Regions from separate parts of the Mus musculus genome. Here region 1 is linked to region 2. The links are chromatin loops, found by intact Hi-C in ENCODE. Cell type or tissue: left cerebral cortex. All regions are shown on one strand. Each heading gives the region's core, and the rest is flanking DNA. Links, peaks and the distances in the headings are about the cores only. Region 1 overlaps Ctnnd2 (catenin (cadherin associated protein), delta 2). Region 2 holds the start of Ctnnd2 (catenin (cadherin associated protein), delta 2).

What was found. A loop is a pair of places that touch in the nucleus more often than their neighbours do. Peaks named below come from ENCODE experiments on the same cell type or tissue, not always from the same donor. Only the 100,000 strongest peaks of a DNase experiment are listed, where the experiment ranks them.
Region 1: a loop joins it to region 2, with 6 times the contacts of the local background. A loop is called at or near these places in 4 of 42 quality-filtered maps.

Annotation. Positions count from the first base shown.
Region 1 is chr15:30,279,300-30,291,630 of GRCm38, reverse strand. The region is part of intron 1 of Ctnnd2 (catenin (cadherin associated protein), delta 2); the gene reads right to left. Among named protein-coding and RNA genes, the nearest start is that of Gm31953, 110 kb to the right of the region's middle. In left cerebral cortex, for the core only: no CTCF peak of the experiment used is centred there; a DNase peak (open chromatin) is centred at 5,868; H3K4me3 peaks cover 787 bases.
Region 2 is chr15:30,167,506-30,179,836 of GRCm38, reverse strand. It overlaps Ctnnd2 (catenin (cadherin associated protein), delta 2), which reads right to left and starts at 7,303. Exons shown (of 23, transcript NM_008729.3): 1 at 6,674-7,303. The coding sequence starts at 6,710. It overlaps Gm31953 (a long non-coding RNA gene), which reads right to left and starts at 6,667. Exons shown (of 2, transcript XR_875097.3): 1 at 6,034-6,667. In left cerebral cortex, for the core only: CTCF peaks have their summits at 6,722, 6,928 and 9,603; DNase peaks (open chromatin) are centred at 6,673, 7,328, 7,835, 9,607 and 5 more places; H3K4me3 peaks cover 3,396 bases; H3K27ac peaks cover 2,403 bases.

The DNA.
Region 1 (12,331 bases), core at 2,081-10,080, 110 kb before region 2:
CATTCCAGGACTGCACAGACCCAAACCAACAATCCAGATTGGCAGTGATTCCTCACTCTGTATCCTGACTGTGGACGTGATGTGACCTCTGCTTTTACAGTCTCCCGCCACCTTGACTCACCTGCCATGCTGGGTGGTACCCTTAAACTCTGACAAAGAATAGAGCCTTGCTCACTGACATTCCTTTTGTCCAGAATATTTGTTCACAGCAACAGACAAGATAACTAACTTCCACAGAAAGTGACATTACACAAGTGACAAACCACAATCTATTTCCTGCAGAGCTGGACGTTTACGGCTGTTTGAGATGTTGTGGATGGAATCGATCTCACGATCCATGCATAAGACCTCTGGGCTATTCACTAGTAGGCAGGTTATTGAGACTCGCAAATGGGAGAGAAGAACAAGATTGTATCAACATCTATAATGGTTCCAAATTTAAAGAATGATATTCTTATACAATCCCCAGGATAAATGGAGCAGAAACTGTTCAAGCAATATCATTAAATAATGCTCCAGTCAAATACAGCCAAGCATAATTGTTATGCAGCTATACACTGACATCGAACCATCTGTGAACAATCAAGACATTCTAAATGTCTTCATGTTCAATATGAACTCAGGGAAAGTGTTTTAAAAATGAACATAAATCACAGGGTACAGATAAGGGAAAAGCAGCAGCTCTAACTTGTGATTTATTTACTGCACTTTAACCAGTTAACCGAGGAACTAGTTACACACTACACATGAGCCTTAACCCAGGGGCCCCATTCAGGACTAGGCTGATCCTCCTTGTGTTAGCAGAGGTTCTTGTGCTGAGGCCCTTAGAATATTTACTTTTGCTTCTCAGTAGAGCCTTTGAGCATCTATGTTTTTAAATTAAGAAGAGTTACTGGATAGTATTTTACTAATTATCTTAGAAATCGTCAGACTTACTTCTAGCACTTAATTAAGACAGGTTATGTGTGTCAGCTGTGTTTACGTACATGCCTTGGTAATCTAGATTCTAGGCTGAAGATACATTAGGAAGGATTACTACTAGGCAGACTATTTACATGGCTATTCTCAAAGGTCCAATAAGAAAAGTGAGATACAGGCACAGTTTTGGGGAGGTGAGGATATTTGTGTTTCCTGTTGACAACATGTTTAAGTGATTTTACTTGAAACTGAAAATAAATGGGTATGTGTGTGCACAGGGCACATAGAAGGCTGATTTCTAAAAAGGTGCACAGTCGTTATTTATGCGCAAAATATTATCCTTCAAGATTCCTGTTTGTGGAGCAGTTAAAACCCAAGAGATTTCTCTCATGAAAAATTTCATTTCATAACATTTTTATAGGATTTCAAAACTAAGTCAATTAAATGTATACATATGTTATAATTTATATGTTCCTGATCACAAACATTTCTAGTTATGGACAGATGGTCAGATAGACAGATGGAGGACGGATGGATAGATAGATAGAATATATAGATATAGAGAAGTACATATTTTATTCAAGTCTCAAGACTTTCCCTGTCTGGATATTAAAGCTATTCCTATACATTGCACCTCAATTAATCTACTTAGGTCCTACCCAGCACAGTGCTAAGGAAGTTATGTCCCTTCAGTAAAAACTGTTGGAGGGATGTTATCCATTAACTTGAGCATAGACCAAATTATAGTAACCTAAAAACATTTTGTAACTTAAAAACATTGAATTCCAGGTCTATATAACCTAGAATTTGTATTTACAGTATGAAATTAAAAGTCCAATCCTGCCTTGCTTCTGTAGACAAATACTTGATTCCAAACACTGTACCAGGGGCACTGACTACAAATGTCTTCTTTCACTCCCAGAGAGCAAACGCTCTCACGTGAGTCTATTGCTAGGCTGAACTGTATGACATGTGACATGATGCATTATAGTTCTCAGAATGGAACTATAATGAGTTTAACACAGAATGGAAATAAGCAATGCATACATATTCTGAAATTGTTTTGGATTAATTTGTTCAGGTCTGTATAATATTTAATGTTTGAGTCTTTCCTGCCACCCTGAATTACCTTGGGATCTCTGATTATCACATGTTTATTGAGACTAATCCTTTTACACAAGACTCATGTCCCAAGACTCCCCATTCATGAAGCAGGTATAACCCATTTATTCTTGTTTCCTTTATGAACTCCAATAAAATTTAAAAAATTTCTCCTAGAACAGTTTTTATAATTATGTTTGGATTTTACCTGTGTCTTATCATTTTACTCCCTTTTGCAAATACAGTTACATTTTATATTTTCTGGTTATGGGAGCTATGTACAAATTTCTGGTTTTCTGTTTTAGGATTTCATCTGGGTATTTAAAGGCACTCATGAGTTAGTTCCAGGAGTCTACAGGGTGTTCCTCTAGGTGTCTTGGTGTATTATTATACAGTCTTAATAACACCCCGTGCTTTTCCATCCTTTCTCCTCTGTTGCTAAGGATGGGTTACTATTTTAGTCTCGAGTGTTGTCAATTATGTAATGTCTATGATTCTAGAATCCAATAGAAATATTTCCACTATTTCACTACTGAAAATATTTATATTGGTCTACCTTAACAAGTTAAGTAATTCTGCCTATTTTTCTGGTCAGATAATTATTTTTAAGACATATCTATGTATAATAAGTTTCTCGAATGTATTTTTGATATAATATGGAATGAAAACAAAGCTTGGTCTCTGGTGACTATTAACCTGCTAAGTTTAATCCATTAGTTTTCTAAAATTGAACCATCTTTACCTTTCTGAAAACTGACTCGATTTCCTATGATTAGTTTCAGACCTTGTTGTGAGTTTTGTTCTGATGATGAACACAGACAGTGATCTCCAGTTTTATTTACTATTTATTCTCCATTCAGCTGAGTCTTGCATTTAAAAATAACGTAATAAAAATGAATTTCTCACAAACATTATTTCTTGGCTTAACTCAAGTTGACTTATATCATTTCTTTTGCTTGCCATTCCTAACTCCCATCCTCCAACAACTTTTGTTTCATCCAGTAACTCAGAGCTGCCTAGGATGATGGGTGATCATCAGAACAGTCTAGTGTGCCCTAGTCCAGAGGCCTCTGAGTGAGTGGTAGTGACCTTGATATGTGGAGTTAAGTGTGAACCTTTGGTTTAGTTCTGACCAGAGCTGCTATGGTATGAACTGAGCCTCTTCTTCATGTTCTCTGTGAAGTGGGTATCTCTCCTCTTCGCACAGCTGTGGCTGTGGAAGGCTCAGAGTGTTTCTGTAAATAATGATGGCCGTAGCTTTTCTTGGTGAATGGAACATAAATATTTGTTTCTCTGTCAGTTTTGGTCTCTGCATGAAACACAGTGCTTATGTAGTCGATACAAACAACATTCAGCTGCTAGGTCACTTTTTTCAAACACAATTGGTTAAGCTTACAATAAAGAAGCTGGGGTTACCTCACTCAGGATGATACCCTCCAGGTCCATCCATGTGCCTAGGAATTTCATAAATTCATTCTTTTTAATAGCTGAGCAGTACTCCATTGTGTAAATGTACCACATTCTCTGTATCCATTCCTCTGTTAAGGGGCATCTGGGTTCTCCCCCCCCCCCCCCGAGCTCCTGTCTCTAGCTGCATATGTAGCAGAAGATGGCCTAGTCGTCCATCATTGGGAAGAGAGGCCCCTTGGTCTTGCAGACTTTATATGCCTCAGTACAGGGGAATGCCAGGGCCAAGAAGTAGGAGTGGGTGGGTAGGGGAGTGGGGGGGGGGATGGGGGACTTTTGGGATAGCATTTGAAATATAAAATAAGAAAATATCTAATAAAAAATAAATAAAGCGTGGTGGCGCATGCCTTTAATCCCAGCACTCGGGAGGCAGAGGCAGGCGGATTTCTGAGTTCGAGGCCAGCCTGGTCTACAAAGTGAGTTCCAGGACAGCCTGGGCTATACAGAGAAACCCTGTCTCGAAAAACCAAAAAATATTAAAAAAATAAAAAATAAATGAAATAAAAAGAAAGAAAGAAAGGAAGGAAGAAAGGAAGAAGGAAGGAAGGAAGAAGCTGGAGACCCTGCAGCAGTCTTTAACCCACACATAATCTGAAGTAATCTGAAGTGAACTGTGATACACTTTAAGTGACTTGGGGGTGGCATGTAATCTTTGATCATTCTAATCCTACACTCTCTGGGTAAGGCTTTCTTTCATACTTCCCTTTTCCTGAACCTAGAGATACACCCTTGTATGCTAGGTAAGTAGTCTACTAATGAACTGCAACAGTGCCTATTTTAACTTATATTTCATTTCCAGACAAGCCTCTAGAATTTGACTAAGTGATGTTTGAGGTTATTCTAGAGCCCAGTCAGGCACTGAACTTCTACCGTTCTTGCATCAGCTTCCCAAGTCAATTGGGTCACAAGCCTGGTCTACCAGTTTACTCCTTTTGAATACTTACTGCATAAAGAGCTATCCTTAATTAAGCATTACATACTCACTGTCCATGTGTTGAGAATTTCATCCCACATGAGAATGTACTGGGAAGTTGGTAAGTTGTTCACCCAATAAAAGCACCCACTCTACTAATATTTCCTTGGGAATTACTCCAAGTGTTCTCCTTCACAGACTCTTTTTGTTCCTTTGATCCTCGGCATTGCTTGTATTATGAAGAGGGTGAATATATTTTATTCAGTTACCAAAACATTCATATAAGAAAGGCTACTGGTATTCTTATGAGAAAAAACTGGAGCCATGACCCTGATGGAGATATGGAACAATCTTGCAGTATAGAGTGGAAAAATCTTAGGTTAAAATTAACAACCTAGGAAGGCAAGGGCACAGTGTGGACCAGCATTCTCCATGAAGAAGGGGGTCTGCCTGACTCCACAAGATCCACAGATAGGACAGTCTTTGGAAATAGGATGTTTGCAGATGCCACTGGATAAAATGGGATCACCCTGGATGAAGATAACCCCATCCAGTGGTTAACGCTTTCAAAGGATAGTAGTACATAGATGCTAGAGGAAGAATCTGCTGATACATCTCCTAATTACGAGGCTGCTAGAGGAAGCGAAAGGCACTAAAGAATCCTCCCTTACAGGCTCTGGATGTCTCGCTGCACTGCCAACACCCAGACTCCAGACCCCTGAGGCAAGACACTCCTGTTATTCTGAAATGCCCATTGGTTTGCTTTGTTCGGGGAGTAGTGAGGGAGGCAGTGTGGCTCAGAGCCAGGAGAGGACACAGAGAGTCACCATGTCAATGAAGTAAACAAGGAGCCAGATGGTATCGCCACCAGCAACAAGCAAATGGTGATAGGAAGTCAAAATGATATCCCAACTGGGATGAAAACGGGAGCAGGTTCTGAGCTGCGTGCAAGCCAGATCAAGTATAAAGTTATGGATGGAAGGGGGCAAAAGCACGTCCACTTGAGGCACGATGCCTACATGTACTAAAGTGACGACTGTTGTAGCGGACAGTTTTCAGTTCCCTGGGTAGTGCTCTAACTGCTAAACAAACCCGCTAATGTGGAGAATAATGCCATAGAAACTAACGCCATGGGCTGTAAAACCCAGGCATAATCTGCAGTGTATCTAGGAAAGTTGCTCCTGAAAACACAACATAGCCATGGCAACGTAAACTTCCTGTCTGCCCTCTGCTCCCTCAATCCTATACACAGAAATCCAAAATTACTCTCGGAAAGCACCGCTTGTCCTTCAGAGTTCTGTTTGTCCAACCCCCCTTTCCTGATTAATGAGTAAGGAAAAGTCAACTCGTGTGTACTGATCAGACTCACCGGGCAAGCAAAGAGAACAGGATCGGCAATGCAGACGGCTTGCCAAGGAAGGGGGAAGCTGCAACTAACACTCCGCAAATAGAATTAATTGACTTGATGTCCAAGTCATATGATGGAGCTATTCTAAATCTGGGAATGGAACCAGAATTTCTCCCCATCAATTCTCCTTTCTCCTCACTAGACCATGCAGTCTCGAAGTTTTTATTCTCAGATGATAATCAATTTAAATGAGGGAACTCCTGCCAAACTCAATGCTCTAATTACATAGTCAGGAAGGACTGATAATAATCATGGCAATGTTCTACACTTACAAACCGTTAGGCGATGCTGATTTAGACACCAGGATCCCATTTTCTCTAAAATATATTCATATACATATTTTAAAAGTCTGAATATGTCTATTAAAATTCATCACTAATAATCACTGCAGCCCAAATTTTAACTATGAAAATTAGTTTGCATGGTTATATCGAGTTTTTGATTTTCAAGTAATTCAAAGGTACCAATAAAATGATAGAACACTCTGGCAGAAAGATCTCAGGGTCTCCTAGCATAAGAGACAGGAAAAGTCTTGAACACCCCCTTTCCTATATCCTTCTGTGTAGGCATGAAAACTTGTAGACATTCAAATACAATTACAGCAGGGGTCTAAAGAGAAAGCGCATCAGGCCAGTGAATTGTGTGTTTAAGGTATCACTCATGCTTGACAGAGCTTTTTAAAAAATTCTCACTTCCTGTTGCCTAAAATTTTGCTCATTCGTCCTTTTAATTATCAAATTCCATGGTTACTTTCACCAATAAAACAGCAATGTCCTGTTGAAGGAAGAATATTCTAGCAGTTCACAAGGCTTCTATTCTTCTTGCACTTCCTCATCCCCTCAGGGAAGCTCTTCTCCCGGAGCCCCATTCATGGCCCACAAAACCTTGCCAAAAAGGCTTGAAATGGTAAACCAGCTCATGGATAAATACATAAGCTATACTCTCGAAGGGATACAAAGCTAAATTTGCCAAACAAGAATCGGACACCATGCTTGATTAGTGATGCGTGTCACTGAAAGTTATACTTTACCTCACCAAAATCACTCCTGTAATTTTTCTCTACAGAGAGATATTGGGTTATTAATGGAGTTTTTAAATTAAATATATAGTTTATGGTTTATCATTTGGTAAGTACTTGTGATACTCTGGCTCCCAGTTCAAACAAAATACACTTCACATGGACACTTCAAGGTCAGTCATGCTAAAGCCCAGCCGCTGACAGAGAGCTAATTTGATCTTCCCGATTTTCTCGTTCCAGTAAGTATTCCACCTACTCTTCTAGTCGCTCCTTCTAAAAAGCCTCACCCATCCCTGACTCCTTTCTTAGTTTTTCCATACTCCACTGGCTCTATTAAACTGGACTCATTCCTAGGTTAACGTTCTAACCCCCAGTTAAACCGGACGTGCTTGTATTTGAAAGGGGGTTTTTATAGATGTAATTATTTGAGGGGTATTCACACTAGAGTACTGTGAGCCCCCAATCATATACAGTTGTTGGCAGAGATAAGCATGACAGCAGAAGACCATCTGGGATTGGGAACTGGGCACCACAACTTTGGAGTTTTGTTTTTCCAACGGGATGGAAACCTAAGACCCAGGCATGAATCAGATACCCAAGCAGCTTCAGAAAAGCCCAGCCCTGCTGTCACCTTGGCCTCAAACCCCTGGCCTCTAGAATAGGAGGAAAGCTCTCTGCTGTTATAAGCTCCCGGGTCAGCATATTAAAAAAGGACACCCCAATAAACCTGGGCTGTATTCAATGGATTGGCCAATACTACGGAATCTCTATACCCATAGGAACAATTCCTTATAAAATGCTCACTTCTAGTAGGCTTATTCTTAGACTATCACGATGATATTTTCTGAGAAACAGATCAACTGAACCCCTATGCTCATGCCATGGTTATTTCACTATTATTAGTGAGAACTATTAGAAGGTACCTCGTGTGTTTCTATGCACATGGTATAGTTATTTCAGATTCACTACCAAGAATTATTATAAGACACCACGCATGTTTTTATGTCCTCTGTACCCTTGCTGGCCTGCAATGAACATGCTCATCCAACCACTCTATGCCCATCATACAGCAGGCAACATTTATCCTGGATCTCTCCAAACAATAAAGCTATTATTAATCACAAGCCAGGGATGAGAATGTGGCCAGCGAAGTTCTCAAGCTTTGTGGATATTCATATTTTATTGTTTGGTTTGTTAAAAATTTAGAAACTGAGCTAATCTTATAAAACAATCAGCTGGTTACTGAGCAAGACACTATGTAATTAGGTGCTGGGCTGCGGGCACACGTGTTCCACCCTGTAAGAGATCAGAGCAGCTTTACATCAGTGAGTGCTGGCCAGAGCAAAAGAGTCTTGCTCTGTGCCTTTGTCTCTCTCTTTGGATTTCTTTGTTGTCTGTAGCTAAATCTCTGCTTGTGATGCTAAGTACTTAGAATTCATTTAAAATTTGGAAGCATACTTAAACTTCTTTGTCCACGAAGACCACTTTTAACAGAACTAAAAGATGAGAACGTTCCATCCTTGGGGAACAAGAACTGTCAACAGCAGCCATTGACCAAATTAGACTTTACTCCACCTATCTTCCAGCAAACGAGTGACTGATGGGTTATGGAACATAAATTTAGCATCCTTTGGAATAGGTTTTCCCTATTTGCTCTGGTTTCCTTCTCTACTTGGGAGACCCCATGTTTTCACAATGGTTCAAACCCTTGTAGGAATGACTGCTAGGCTTGATTCAGTAACTCATGCTATCATCCCCATGGAAAATTAATGCAATGATATCCCCTTTCAAACACCATTGTGCTCATACTTATTAATTTTATATCTTCTTCTATGCCAATTTCTCCTCATCATGGCCTTATGAAATTGGAAAGAAAGAAACACAATACTCTTCAGGAAAAAAGCGCATTCAGTCGCTCAATCTTTTAACCACAATTTGCAAGGCTGTATTGTGCAAAATACCATGTGAGGTGCTGTAATTCTGTTGTAAACCTTAATGTCCACCAACGGAAGTAGACACAATGGATGACAGGGAGAGCTGCTTCTACCTATCTATTTACAATCCTGTTATTCCCAGAGGACACAACCCAAGACTCATCAGTGGATGGTGAAACTGAGGAAGGATCATACCAAACTCTACTCGCGCTGTTTCATCTATACATTCACACCTGTGTTATTTTATTTTTTGTCTAAAATTTATTGTTTATATATTGTATACTTAATATATTTTATATATTTATATAATATAAAATAATTTTGTATATAATTATAAAATAATGTTATATGTAATATAAAATAATTTTTATATAAAATATAAAATAAATTTATATGTAAAATTATTATTTTACATATAAAATTATTTTACATATAAGATATAAAATTTTATTTATAAATTAAGCACACTAAAAATTGACAAGAATAATGAGTTGGGGCAATTATAACAATAAACATAAAAGTTATTTGAAATTTACATATTTATTTTTTAAATTTCCAACTGGGTGTTCTTAATTTTTTAGATTATTTTATTATTTTTCATGTGTATGAGTATTTTACCTGAATTGTACTTATGTGTATGATATATGCAAAGGTCACAAGAGGGCACGGGATCTCCTGGCCCTGGAGCTACAGATGATGAGTTGTCACAAAGGGGTTGGGAATAGATTCCAGTTCCTCTGCAGAAGCAATAAGTGCTCTTAATCTTTAAACCAACTCTCCATCCCTCATCTGAGTATTCTGGAATATCTTCCTTAAAAATTTAAATAGAAATTCACTAATCACATTTCATGTGAAAATGTTCAGAGGTATAATCATAGAAATAATAAACTTTTCAAATATGCCCAGCACTAAATATTTGCTAGAATTTAGGAAATTTAAGGTTCACCATTTGGGGTTTAAATTTTAATTATTTTCTTCCTACTATATATCTCCATGATATTATTTTATAACAAAGCTTCTAGGTATTCAACACAGAAATCTAATACAATAAGAAATAATAATAAAGTACAGAAAGATAACACTAGTTTCCTCTCCCCCTCAGTGACCATAAAATGGCATAATGTTTAATGTATGTTTATATGCAATTTCCTCTCAAACTCAACTTTGAATCCAGCCTCAATGTGTCAACAAAATTAAAAGTAGAAACAGAAAATGTTTTAATAATTTGTGTTTCTTCCAAGCAGTATATTAATTTACTACATTAATATGTTGGATGTTATTCTCATTAGTAGAAATTATTTTCTTATACATTATTCCAGTTGCACTTGTGATAACTAAGTATGCACAAATATTGGTGTGACAGTGTCATATAGATAAAGACATTTTTTTACAGAAATAGAGGATTTGCCCAGTTATAAACACCTATACTTTCAAAGACAGTCTGAAGTAATACTTAATAGAAAAATAATTTACTCTAAAACTCTCGTAGTAATTGTGCATTAAACATATTATTGAGTGGGCCAAATAATGTGATTCACAGAAAGTGGTTGTCTTTTATAGTTTAAATAACAAATGATCATGAATTTAATCTACAAAATTAGGGGAAGGGACAAACTGCCATGAGTGTAAATGCTCTCTCTGAATGTGAAATAGCTGAAGCTGACTTCTGGTTCTTCAGTATTTTGTTTTCCTTGCTAATCTACCTTGGAGTAGCTTAACCTCTATTAACCTGTACTTTTATTTGTAAACCCTTAACATATTAAACATTTATTTGGAATTTAAATAACAAAGAATGTGAAGAGATAATTAACAGGTCATATGAATTATAAAATATATCTTCCTCAAACAGACAATTAAAAGTAAGCTTATGTTTCTATTTCAGTATTTTCATTGAACAGTATGCTTTAAATATAAACACTAACTAGATTATCACTAATAAATGTAGGTAAAAGGGCTCCACATGCAGATTTAAATGGCATAAAATTAGGTTAAAATAATTGGTTTTGTGGAGAAAAAAATGTGATACTTTGATGTATATATTTTTTAAAGATTTTATGTATTTATTTATGCATATGTGCTATTTGTGTCTACATGAATTTATGTGCACCATGTGAATTCAGGACCCTGAGAAGACAAGACAGCATGGGAAATGGGGTTACAGGCAGTTGTTAACATGGGGAACTAAACTCAGGTCCCCTGAAAGAGCAGTGAGTCTCTCAACCACTGGTTGGCCTCTGTAGACCCCTAATGTGGGGGATTTGAAGGAATGATTCTTGAAGTGGAGAACAAATTTAAACAGGCAAGGGTGTTTTTGTTGTTTTGTTTTCACTGAAATCCAGCCATTTCCCACTGCCCCCCTGCTCCTGGATGATGATAAAAATCTTGTAACATTTTGTGCATAACTCTGTGAAACTTTTTCTTAAAAAAAAAAAAGATTTTGACACACTGATCAAAAGTAAGCAGAGAAAATATTTTAGTAACTTATGTTTCTTCAAACAAAGATCACTTTTACTATTTGATGCATTTTATACATGATTTTATTTTTGCAGAAATTGTTTTGGTATATATTACCCTTGTAACTACTGAGAAGTAGGTATGTTTTCTAATACTCTTGTGATAAGTACTGAGTAGGCATGTTTGTGTGCGAAAGGGAAAAAATCATGCAAACACATGACATATTTACTTTGTAGCTTTTATTTTCTAAGTCGTTAAGCCAAACTTCTAAACAAGTATTATTTTAAAACAACTTTGACTGCATATGTAGCAGAGGATGGCCTTGCTGGGGCATCAATGAGAAGAGAAGCCCTTGGTTCTGGGAAAGCTTGCTGTCCCAGTGTAGGGGAATGCTAGGGCAGGGAGGTGGGAGTGGTTGGGTGGGTGCAGGAGCATCTTCATAGAAGCAGGGGGAAGGGGGTGGGATAGGGGGTTTCCAGAGGGGAGCCCTGGAAAGGGGATAACATTTGAAATGTATATAAACAAAATGCCCTCCCCCAAAAATCAAGTATATTAAATAAATAAAAGCTAGCTTTCTCATAAAACATTAACAAGAGCATTCAAAGCCAAGTGTGAGCTTTCCTTTAAGAATTTTATCTTCATCATTGTCCCCCAGGAACTTGGCACCACACACACTACAAGAATTTCACTGCTCATGTCTCTCTCAGTAGGAGACAGGCAATGGTTACACACACACACACACACACACACACACACACACACACACACACAAAACAGGCTCAGTTTCAATATAATTAGAATGTTTAAACTTTAAAAACCTATGAACTTTATTTTGAAGCCCTTTCTTAAACAGAAGTACTTAAGATTCTAATCATTATCATTAGAGGGAATTATTTGCTAACAATTCCGGTAGGTAGTTACAATGTCAATTAGAAGTATGCCGGAACACACAGGTTCCCAGGAACCAAGCAGCGCAAGGCAAGAGGTTGGCTGGTTTAGGAGGGGGATTCACCCATCCTGTCATTCAGGAATCACATGTGAGTGCAGTAGTCTACCTTACTTTCCAAGCCCATGGCACACACAGAGCAAATGAGTGCAGGACTCTCCCTTGATTTCAA
Region 2 (12,331 bases), core at 2,367-10,366:
TAAATTACTCTAAGTTAAAGAGGATGACTACTATGTTACTCTAATATTTGAAGTACCAATAAAATATTTGATGAGGATTAAAATTTGTCATAAGATGTGGGCATTTTTGGTAGAGCAATCATACCCAGAATCACATAAAACATATTTATTTTTAATGTAATTATTTCTAACTCTGCCCATGATTGGGCCTATTGGTACTGACACATTAAACACCAATTAGACTCTAAGAAACTTCACTGGGGTAAAATATGCTCTGCATAAGAGCTATCTTGGATTAGTATTTATATGTGGTTTGGGAAGTTAGCTTCTGACAGGATCCTTTTCATGGTCAACATCACTTACAAGGCCATCCAATTAATTTTTGTTAAAAATTAACATGGAGTTTAAGAAAGAAACCCTAAGGACAAGTCACTTTAGAGTTAGCCATTCATAACTCAGTTGAATTGCATGGATCATCCTCACTATAAATCAGCCAGGGCAGTAGGCACTCCCCTGACAATTCCTCAGATAGTGACAAAACAGAATGAAATATTCAAAGAACTCAACTACTAAATGAAATGTTGTGAATGCTTCTATGTTCTGAACTCTACAATGCAGAATCCTTTTAGGTCATGCCAAGAGGGAACACTTCTTTATTACTTCTGATGCTTCTTTCCAGGTGAGGGGAACTTAATTAATGAAACACTTCTGGCCTCTGTCCAACCTTTCACTTCCTCAGCCTCTGAAGAATACAGGAACAGGTTGCCTGGCTGCTTCTTTCTTCCCCTGGAGATAACCTTGTCTGCAGAGAGCAAGACTGGGATCTACCAACTCGAGGAAGACAGATGATGGACCAAGGACCTGAGATGTCACTCAGTTGTCACATAAAGCTATGTTTAGTCCTTGGATGGAATTTCTTTATTATCTTTTCTCCTTCCAGTTTCCCAACCTGCTTAGAAGTCAGGGTAGGGATATTTATTTCGCTCCTTAAAGACATTACTAATCCATATTAATTCTCTGCATTTCATAATTTTAAAATAAACTATAAATATTCTCTACTAATGATGTTATGTGTTTAAATGATAGAAGGTATTTTGGTAGACATGAAGAGTCTCCTGAACCAACAGAAGTGATATGTATCATGTTCATAGATGTATGGTAACCAACATACATCTTTTAAGTCTAATTTCTAAGGTCAGTTCGTGTTGCTACAATTATTAAACAAATAAAACAATACTAATGAGAAAACCCTGGCCCTTACCTATGTTGGATAACCATACTTAGTCATTTCAATGGCATAACTAACAGTTCCCCTTGACCTAATGCTATGAACCATTGCTTTCAGAAAGTTGGATACTCATGTCATTCACAATTTGTGGAACTTTTTGACACACACACACCCATACTGACTTAACCACATATAATTGGCTCACCTGTTTACTTTGCTCAAAAAAACAAGCTGACACCTCTTGCTATAACATTCATTTTACTCTGAAAACATAATTGGCAGTTCCCACAACAAAACATAAATTTGAATATAAATAACTATGTTGATTGTCAAAACTCTTCCTTGACTGAAGATAAATTAGTCTACTGTCACAGGGGTCATTTTCTGTAACAAAGTCTAGGAAACATCAGAGTGTGGTGACCAGATAACATATGCCACAGAAGGTAACAGCTACACCAACTTGGGAGAACTCAGGGATACCCAAGGAGATCAAACCTGGAAGAGCTGACACGGCTCACACGCCTGTTCTCACTGTAGCTCCCTGGAGGAGCGAATCCGTGGAAATGACATCTGAAGTTCAGCAAGGCACCAGTGCGCACTTCAGTTCTCTTTCTGATGACATCATTTGGAGGAAGTCGTCTCCTATCCATACACTTTTTGCTGCTTACGCTTCCTTTTCTTCCCTTGCAATGATTTTCTGGTGAGCACTGAGCTCTCTGCTTTTACCCTGAGCAGCTGTTTCAGATCTGACCTCACAGAGTGGTGCTGATTAAACAGTTTACTCACTGTACAACATTAATCTTTGTAGAAAATTTGATCTTAATCAGGAGGCTGACATAACAATAATAAAGAATAGCAAAGTCTTGAGATTTCTCACTACTGGGATATAACACGTGTTGAAAGAAATGGTGCTGGGAGATAGAACTTAATTTCATTTACCTTAATGGTTATATATTTCAATACATAAAGGAATTACATATTTTGAGATAGAAAAATTGTCATTTTGATGCCAATCTACAACATATAATATTACAATGGTCTATCTATATAAAAATAATCTTACAATAATGCCTATTATCAGAGGGCATGGGAATCAATGTTAATAATTCAATTAATAACATATGTCTTAATTAGTAAGCATAAGTTTGCAAGCCAGGTAGTCACATACTCTATATTCAAACCAACATTTTGAAATATTCTACATTACTGTACCCAACTTACAGTTTAATAAGCTGGTTTTGATGGTCACATAAATGGCCAAGGGAAAAGAGCTAAGAGACAAGAATTGGCATTCACTAAGAACTACATTATAAGTGGCTCACACATTGGAGAACACGAAGACAGCATTACATTATTGAAATTTACCTTTTTTTGAAATTTACTTTTCCAAAAGCTTTTATAGAATACCACAAATATATAGAAAAAAAACTGGGCCATTTCCTACAACCTGTGTGTGATTGCTATATGAATTTAAAATAGTGGAATATATTGCAACATGTATATACACATACATGCACACACACATATAAACATATATAAACATATAAAAATAAGTTTAGCATTCAGCACACAACCTGATTAGGGTAATAAATGGGTGAATGCATGTTTAAGACAGGAGTTTTAGGAACTACTGTCTCACTTATCTGGTTACTGTTTGTAACCTGTCTATATAGATGTGTGTGTGTGTGTGTGTGTGTGTTCATATACATATATATGTATACATATACATATGTGTACATATACACATGCATATATGTATACATGTATATGTATACATATACATATATGTATATGTATATGTACACATACATATATAGAGATAGAGAGAGAGAAAGAGAGAGTATAACTTCAATATCTTAATGTTGATGTACCATTTCCTACAAATCAATTAACCAAGATACAAACCTTGAAGTCACCTCAACTGCCATGTGATTAAAAGGTGAAGAACTAGAATCACCATCATCATCCCACCTTTTATGAGTATTTTAATTTAATTTAATGGACTAAGATCATAGGATGATAAAATATTCCTATGTGTTTCCTGTGTTGGAGGTACTGTTTGTGAATGTAATTGGATTCATTAAAACTAACCAGGCAGTTTATTAATCAGTAGGCTGGGTTGGCAGACAATGTGATGGAAACTATTTATGTATGCCATGTTTAATATTTTATAGTCATATAAAATGCTGCGAGTTTGGCATGTAGTCAGACAAACTTGAAGCTAACAACAAGAATCGTGAACTGTTTTTCTGAAATCAACTTTTCACACGCAACAATAGACAGCTCATATATCCATCAAAGGACTTTATCTTTGGAATATGGACAGTAATATGGCTTATTACTTATTAATAAGTCACTGGGATAATTTGGATTTTAAAGTTTACTTACCTGTAAGTAAGTTAGCAGAACAATATTATGCAACACCTTTAACAAATTGGCTTAAAAACTAACTGCAACGTGCCTGATTGAATTTTATTCATAGTTTGAATTTGAGTTTAAATATGTCCAGCTATGTGGAATCTTTTCAAAGTGAAAATTATGTCACCAAGAGTGACACATGTGTCACTTTCCTTTAACTTGACAGCAACATTCCCAAAGAGAAACACTACAAAGGGTGTGTTATATTCTATTCATAATGGGGGGGGAGCATTCTGGGGAAGTTGGAAATATAAACATATTTTAGGCTGGCTCCAGTTGGCTTTTACAACTAGATGTACTGGTCCACACAAAGAATACACAGTTTTATAAACAAACTGCTAGAGGTCATTTCAAATTTAAAAGTAATGGTTTTCCTTTATGAAAGAGAACCTGCAAATATATTTAAAAAACAAAAAACAAAAAACAAAAACAAATCAAAACTGTGCAGAACTCTTCAACAATTCCATGTGCATGCCCGCCAGCAAAGTTACATTTTGGGAAGAGGCAATTCACATTCAATTACATGCACAAAGTAAAATTCATTTTTCACTCTTACAGTCCATTATGAAAGTGGTATTTTACTTAGAAAATATTTAACGAAACTTCCATTTGCCTTTCCCAACTAATACTTTCTGAATTTCATTTTCCTTCTCTGTGATGATCCACCAAATGGGAGGAAGAATTGGTGATTCTATTGTATTGCGAAAGATGTGTGGTAGCTAGTAACACTGTCATTTGACTGCGCATGACTTTTATGACAAACAATGCAAACATTAATGACATCTATGGTGATTTGGTTTTACAAGTGCACACACACACACACACACACACACACACAGTTAAATAACCCCTTTGCACAAGACTAGGACAATTTCATTAGAGCACCAACCTCATGCACTTGCTAAAACTGCCATTCAGTCAGGTACTATCATTTTCAACCCACAATATAGCATAAAAGTCTCATGCAGAAGCCATGGAGTTTTTCTCACGCCCAGCAGCTGCTCTCTGGAGGCACACACAGGCACACAGTGTTGTCAACTCGTCTGTAAGAATCATGGTTAAAACTGAAACACTAGACTCAAGGAAAGGAAAGGAAAGGAAAGGAAAGGAAAGGAAAGGAAAGGAAAGGAAAGGAAAGGAAAGGAAAGGAAAGGAAAGGAAAGGGGAAAGTACACCTCCTTCATCTAAGGCATGCTTCTGAAAGAAATTTTACATTGATATAATGCAAGGGCTCCAAGAGTGTGCTCAAAGCGCTCCTGTAAAGTTGCCTGAATGTGAATAAAGGTGAAACTACAGCAGTGTTGGCAAAGGAATCGCAGCGTTCCCTTAAGCCAAGCAGAGTAGCCTCCGGCGGTGCTTTTCCCACGCTCGCTTGTTATTAGTAAAATTACAGTCCTTCTATATTCCAACAACTAATTCCAAGCATAGCCCATCTTCATTCAAGCTTTGGACCTTGTAACCCACAGACCAGTACGGATACTATTCAACATTAACAATGGATTCTGCTTGGCACAGAGAATCACTAAAGGAAGAGGCATCTGGCTGTTGAAAGCAGCTATTCCATACACGAGGATTCTTGCCTCTATTGGCCATACCTCCCATATATCAGATCCCCCAAATCATGCACTGTTCTACGTTGGCAATCCAAAAGGAGTCATATCAAACAATCTTCCACTGGATTTTAGTAGCGGGGCTGGGGAGCCTTCCAATTATGTTGATACATGCTCACCAGCGGGCACATCAACTGAACTACCACCAGTGGAAGTGTGCAAAATGAGGTAACTCATGGGCAGGGGCAACACCTCCCCATTTTCATGGAAGTCAATGCAGAAAATTCTCGGCGTCTTAAATATCAGTCACACAGTTCCTAAAAGTGAACTGTCCGTCATGCTTATCGGGCCTGATTTTTGCTCATTACATATCTCTTTTCTAAGCCAACATATCTCTTAGAGAACATTAGGCATGCATACGTATACAGCCTTGCAGAGTTGAAGCACAGCAGATCAGTTCAAATGAGGGAAATACAAACCCCTTGCAAGCACAGCCTCCCCCTCTATTATCCTCTTCTTCCACACCCTTCATTACCCCGGTGTTTACAGTGAAAACGCAACTTTGGGTATTTGAGAAATAAGTGGCTCCTTGTGGAAAATACAGAGATGCACATCCCTCTAAGCCCCCAAGTCTGTTTTCCGACCCCCACCCTCCGACCGAGGAGGTTGCACCTCCTTCCTAGAGACTTTACTCTGAACAGAGTGGCTCAACATGCTGAGTATCAATCGATGAAAACACATTACACACAAGAAGAAGAGGAAGGGGGGAGCGAAACGCAGCTTTGCTTTCAGCCATTAATTACGAATCACCCAAATATCGCTACGCCTATCTCCCATGCACAAGCACCCTTGCCAAACCTGGCTGTCAGGCAGCGCTTTCCAGAGCCTCGCTATCTATTGTCAGGACAGAGAAGCCCCCGGAAGCCTGTGAATCCCTCTGAAAATGCTTCCTCGGAAACGCTAAATATAGACCAAAGGGGTCTGGGTCTGGCGAGCAGCGGGAGACTGAAGAAACGGCCATGGACGCATATGACTAAGTCTTTCCATTTTGTTCTAGCCAAACATCGTAATGACATTGAACATAAGGGCAAAAGACTGGAAGGAAGTCTTCCCCGCCCCCACCCCGTCTTCTCCGGTATATTAGGGACGTCATGAATGCAACCGGGTTGCTCTGGAGGGTGGCGGGGAGCAGTCGGTGTTGCCCTATATACGCGTCCTCCGAGGTAGAGGGGTGGCAGGGAGGGGAGCACGCGGAGAAGCCACTTGGTAACCGCTCCAAGAAAGACACTGACCCCGGACCCCGTTGCGGGGAGAGCCGCCTTCCAAGAGGGGAGCCGGTAGGATCGCGGTCCTCCCCCGGGGCAGACAGCACCCCACTGCCGCCCGCCGCCACCCCTAGCCCCGCTGGAAGCGGAGGACCAACCCCCACCGGCGGTGAGCAAGAGGACGACGCCCGGAGGATGCGCCCGGCTCCAGCAGCTCAGCTAAGGCAACTCACCGAACGGCGCGGCGCCCGACTGCTTCCTGGCGAACATGCACCCGCCGCCAAAGACAGCTCCTCAGTCGGGGGAAAGGCGTGCGCGCCGCCGCCCGGCTTCAGAGCAAGGTCCTGACCTTGCCCAGCTGCAGCATCCTCCGCTTTTGTTGTCGGAGCGCGGCCGCGGGACAAGTGATGCTGGCGGGGAGCAGGGGCGAGCGCGGCAGGCGAGAGGCGGCTCCCGACGCGAGTGCGCAGCGCCCGGCCCGGCCGCCCCTCCGAGCGCGGCGAGCGTAGCGCCCCCTGCCCGACTCGGCGGGCGCCGCGGGATGCTCAGGGTTCCGCGGGGCTCCCCGGGCTCGGGCCGGGCTACCGAGCCGCCGCGCCCGCCGCTCCGCTCGGCCGGTTGCCGCCGCGGGCGCGAGCCTGGGCCGCCCTGGCGCCCGGCGCCGAGCGCTCTCGAGCTGCGCCCTGCGCGCCGCCCGCGCCACCTGTGTCGCCGCCGCCGCCGCCGCCGCCGAGAGCGAGGCTCCTCCCGCCGCGCGCCGCAGCTCAGCCTCCGGCTCAGCCGCGGCGGCCGGCTCCGGCGCTTGGCTAGTGAGCGAGCGAGCGTCCGCCCCACCACCGAAACCTGCCCCGGGTGCGGAGCATGCCCAGTGCCGCCGAGAGAGCGCGGCGCCTCGCCACGCGAATTCCACTTCTGGTTTTCGCGGCGGCAGCAACAGCAGCAGAGATGGGAGGAGGCGGCTCAGGTTGGGAGAGGGCCGCGCATCCCCGGGAACAGACAGCACCCGAGATAGAGCCTACGCGGAGAGTTGATTCTGCGGGGCAGATGTTGGTCTGCAAAGGGGCAGCGATTGAGGGGTTTTAGAGTAGCTTGTGAGTTAAGGAGAGCACCGGGCCAGCCATGAAAGCTAGTGGATGGGGGTGGATGTTCTTGTAGATTCTAGGGTTCCAAAGCAAAGAACGCATGACGTCTGTGAAAGGTTCTTTCGTAGTGTTGGGGCCCCATCTCCACCACCTCCTGCTCTGATTATGCTTTATGCAAACTCAGTCTGGTTTTAAAATCTGGAATATGAGTAAACTTCCTACAAGGAAGACCCTTGCTGGATCTAGAGCTTTAATGAATTCTCTTCGTCTTCCTGTCACGTCTCACCCAGTTGTCTTCTTGGACACCTCCACGACTGTTTTCCTCTTCTCTTCCATTGTCCCGTGCTAAAATGAAAACTTTGCTCCTCCTCCACTGACCGCGGTGGAGTCTGTGAAGCTTGCTCCATTTCCAACTGAGATTTCCGAATGTCTCTCAGTTAGTCAGTCATTAGGCAACACAGAGTGCTAAATCTAGCAAGCAAAGTCACACTATGAAAAGTCTTGTTGGAAAACGAAACCCATGCCAAGTTCCAAGGCAGGCAGGCCCTCAGGACCTTCATCTATGTCCCTGTGTGGCTGCAAAGTCTGTCAGTCACATGCAGGACAAATACGTCCCATAATTATTCCACCAAAGATCCTTACTTTGAAGCCAGCCCACCCCACCCTACTCTTTCCCAGAGCCATTTTCTGAGACACAGATAAATGGACCAGGAACCCCGAACTTGTAATAAGAGGGGTTCCAGCTTCAGTAATCTCAGGGACATTTCTATTCAGTTTGCAAGAGATTATCCAACAAGGTCAAAATGCTTGCATTAAATCTGAGATAGCCTCTATTATTCTCTGGAGTTAGTGAAAGGCTGAGGCAAGTGGAAAGAAAAGTTAAGCAGACTAAATATGTAAAGGAACAGACAAGAGATTGAGTAATGACTGTTCACAACAGGGAAATGTGCACCGTCAGTCATTCCATCTACCTCTAGTAGGCTCAGTCTCACTCCCAAAAGTTGTTCTCCAGTGTAGGTTCTCCTTCGAAGCTGGTGTGACATTAACATAGCCTGATTCCTGTGAGGGAAGATATGTGGTCATTTGCAGGTTTGGTTTTTTGTTTTTTTGTTTTTTTGTTTTTTTTTTTCCCACATCAGCTTCAGTTGAATCTGGAATTTGGGGCTTGTAAGGCACACCAGCTGTCACATCTCGTGTGTGTGTGTGTGTGTGTGTGTGTGTGTGTGTGTGTGTTACATAATAAAAGATGCGCTTAGCCTCTGTGTGTCTGTTTCTGTTTGTACTTGTGTGATTTGTATGTGCTAGCATGTGTGAGAGATACGTGTATGTATGTATGTGAGGCATGTGGTCTATGTGAATATGTGTGCTGATGCCCGGAGACCAGGGAGAACTCAATAATGTTCTTTTCTGTCCCTCTTGGCTTTATTCTTTAAGACTTGGTCTTCCACTGAACCTGTGAACTTAGAGGCTAACAAGCCCCCCAAAACCTCCAGTCTCCAGGTCCCCTCAAGACTTGATTTACAGGTGTGTTACATGGCCTCACCAGTCATTCTATGGGGGTCCTGAACTCAGGTTCTCAAACTTGCAGAACAAGCACAATTACTGAGCCATCTCTCTGGATCCCTGTTTTTCTCCTTATGAATTTTAAGGAGTCAGTAAGTCAGTGGGGACAGGGAAGAGACTAAGACAAAATCAGATATCGTAGTAGGTGCACAGATCCTATCCTTATAGCATATACATATGTTTATATCCAAAAAGATCCAGTATGAGAGAAAAGTTGTTTGCTTTGCTTTATGAGAAATCGCAAAATTCCCATTGATTTATTGATCGCTATGGCAACACCCATGATCAGTCCCTGAAGAACTTCTTGTGGTAGGTGTGGGATCTTTAAGAAGCAGACATGCCCTAAACAACAAGGATTTCATTTACTCTTTGATGCACTTCGTTGAAACATTTATGATTTCTGTCCTTCCAGATTTATTTGTAACTGGAGATATTATTAAGTTCACAATTAGATAATGTGAAAACTAGGGTGAAGTGTTCCTGTGTGGTGCTGAGCCTTCGGACGACTCGCTGCTGCCATCTTTTGCTTGCTGCTTCTGACAGTTCCAGTGAGGAGCAGAATCCTAAATTCACACATCCACTCTGAGTCCAGAAAATTGTTATTCTGGTGGTTTCGAATTATATTGATCAATGAATGCTACATGGCAAATCGTTATTGTCCCTCGTCTGTTTGCACATCATTAGAGCAACGCAGTGTAGAAATCACATCTCAAAGCAACACGTTTCTCTTGATTTTTCAAAATCAACTTAAAATATGAAGCAAACATTTTTACATGGAAGTTTGGCTTAAGTTTTGAGAATAAAATGTATTAATGAAACACATTTTGTAAAGTCATATGTCAAGTTTTAGAGTTCAGATTGTGTTGACTTTAGAAGAAAATCTCTTTATTGGTAAAATATCAAGATAATGAAATTTAACTAGGAAATGGTGGTTTGACATTTTTAAAATGTATTACCTGTTGATGTTTGTTGAAATTTAGAAGTATAACTAGATGTCAACAATTTTATTTCTGTCCTGTATTTAAGTACCAATAGTTGTGGTAATTTCTTAAAATTTGTAATTTATAGGCAGGAGCAATGTCTCAGAGGTTAAAACCACATACTGCTCCTGGAAAGGATCTAACTTTGGCTCCAGCACCCATGTGAGACAGTGTACAACCACCTATAACTCGTTTAAAAGATTGGACACCTGCTTCTAACCTCCACATGTACTGTATTCTCATGCAGATACATATAGACATATAAATGATTAGAATAAATCTTTTTTAAAATACCATTATTTAAATTCTACAATGAAGTTTCTGTAACAGTAACCCATCTGTGTAATATGACATCTGACTTATATGATGAATATTATTAATAACAAGCATAAAAGATACAGCATGTTACTTTAGAATGATACTGCGAAAGAAAGAGAGAGGGGGGGAAGGGAGGAAGGAAGGAGGGAGGGAGGGAGGGAGGGAGGGAGGGAGGGGGGAAGGAAGGAAGGAAGGAAGGAAGGAAGGAAGGAAGGAAGGAAGAAAGAAAGAAAGAAAGAAAGAAAGAAAGAAAGAAACAAAGAAAGAAAGAAAGAAAGAAAGAAGCGATTAACTAATCTCCCTTAGCCACACTTGCAAAGAGCAGGGCCAGGGTCATTTGATTAAAAACTTTGCACTCTGAGTAGACTCTCTTATTACACTAAAGCTCATATGATGGGAACATTCTTTCATTCTTCTATTTGTTCATTCAGAAAATGCTTATTGAGTATCTACTGTGGTTACTACTGGGATAAGTTTATAGAATCAATAAGGAACAATAGAGCAGATGATGAATTCCCTATGACTATAAACTAGGGTTATTGAATAAGAATAGAAGAAAGCATCCGAGGGGGAGATCCAGCAGAACTTATGATTGAAAACATGCTCATCCTCACCCCGTGTCCTGCAGCAACTCCACACTTCCTTATCCTTCCCAAGCAGCCACCAAGTGGAGTCCAAGTGTTCAAAGGTCTGAGCGTATGGGTCCATTGTCAATTATACCCCTGCAGGTAGCATGGGGAATAAATAGTGCCTGAAGTCCTAACACAAAACCAGGAGAGGTCGTATTCGGTAAGAGCTGAGTTCTTCTGATATACAATGAAGTCAGGTCTTATACTGACAGAAAGACTCGGGGCTCAGTGAGGGGTATAATAAAGTCCCTCACAGGTATCGAGGTCACGGTTTGTTCTGAAATCTCTGAATTCTATGTGGCCTGGTAGATGTAGAAAAGGACACACACCAATCATCAGAAATGGACTGTGGATCAGGGGTCTAGGCCAACAGAAATGGATGACTTCGCTACATTTACGAAAATACATCATATTGCAGAGATGAGGCTGGAGAAGAAGCTCTCCTGGATGCTGGAGCATAGCCTGTGGTGGTCACTCTTGCTGTGATAATACACCATGACCAAGGCAACTTACAGAAGGAAGGATTTATGTGGGCTTATGGTTCCAAGGGGTTAGAGTGCCTGGTGCAGCAGTGAAGGCATGGTGGCAGGAAGAGGACAATTAAAACTACCTTGAGATGCTAGCTTACACCTGTCAGAACAACTAAGAACAATAAAACATCTGACCACCCATGCTGGTCAGGATGTAGAGTGAAGTGGAACACTCCTCCCTTGCTGATGGTAGCACATCTTTGTACACCCACCATGGCAATCAGTGTGGCAGTTGCTCAGGAAGATGGGAACCAATTTTCCTCAAAGATCCCGCTGAGCTACTCCTGGACATAAATCCAAAGGACTCTTCACCCTACTGCAGGGGCACTGCGCTACCATGCTCATTGCTGTTCTATTCACTTATAACCGGAAATTAGAAAAAACCAAGATGTCCATCAACAAATGAATTGGTAAGGAAAATGTGGTGCATTTACATAATGGAAGACACAGATAAATGGGTTGAACAAGGAACAACTCATACTGAGTAAGGTAACCTAGACACCGATAAACATGGAATGTATTTATTTATATCTGGATGTCAGTAGTTAATTCATTGCCATATAGCCACAGAGGTTAGGTAGACAGCAAGAGAGTAGGGAGGAGGGATGTATTTCCCTAAGGAAAATAAATAAAGTAGACAGTTGTGGATGCATGAGCGTGGGGCAGGAATAAGAGAATCAAATTGGTAAGTGGAGGGAAGAAGAAGACAGGCCCAGCTAAAACTGAGGGACATTTTGAGGGGTGATATTGAAATATATAACAGTATAAATTTACTTTAAAAACCAATTT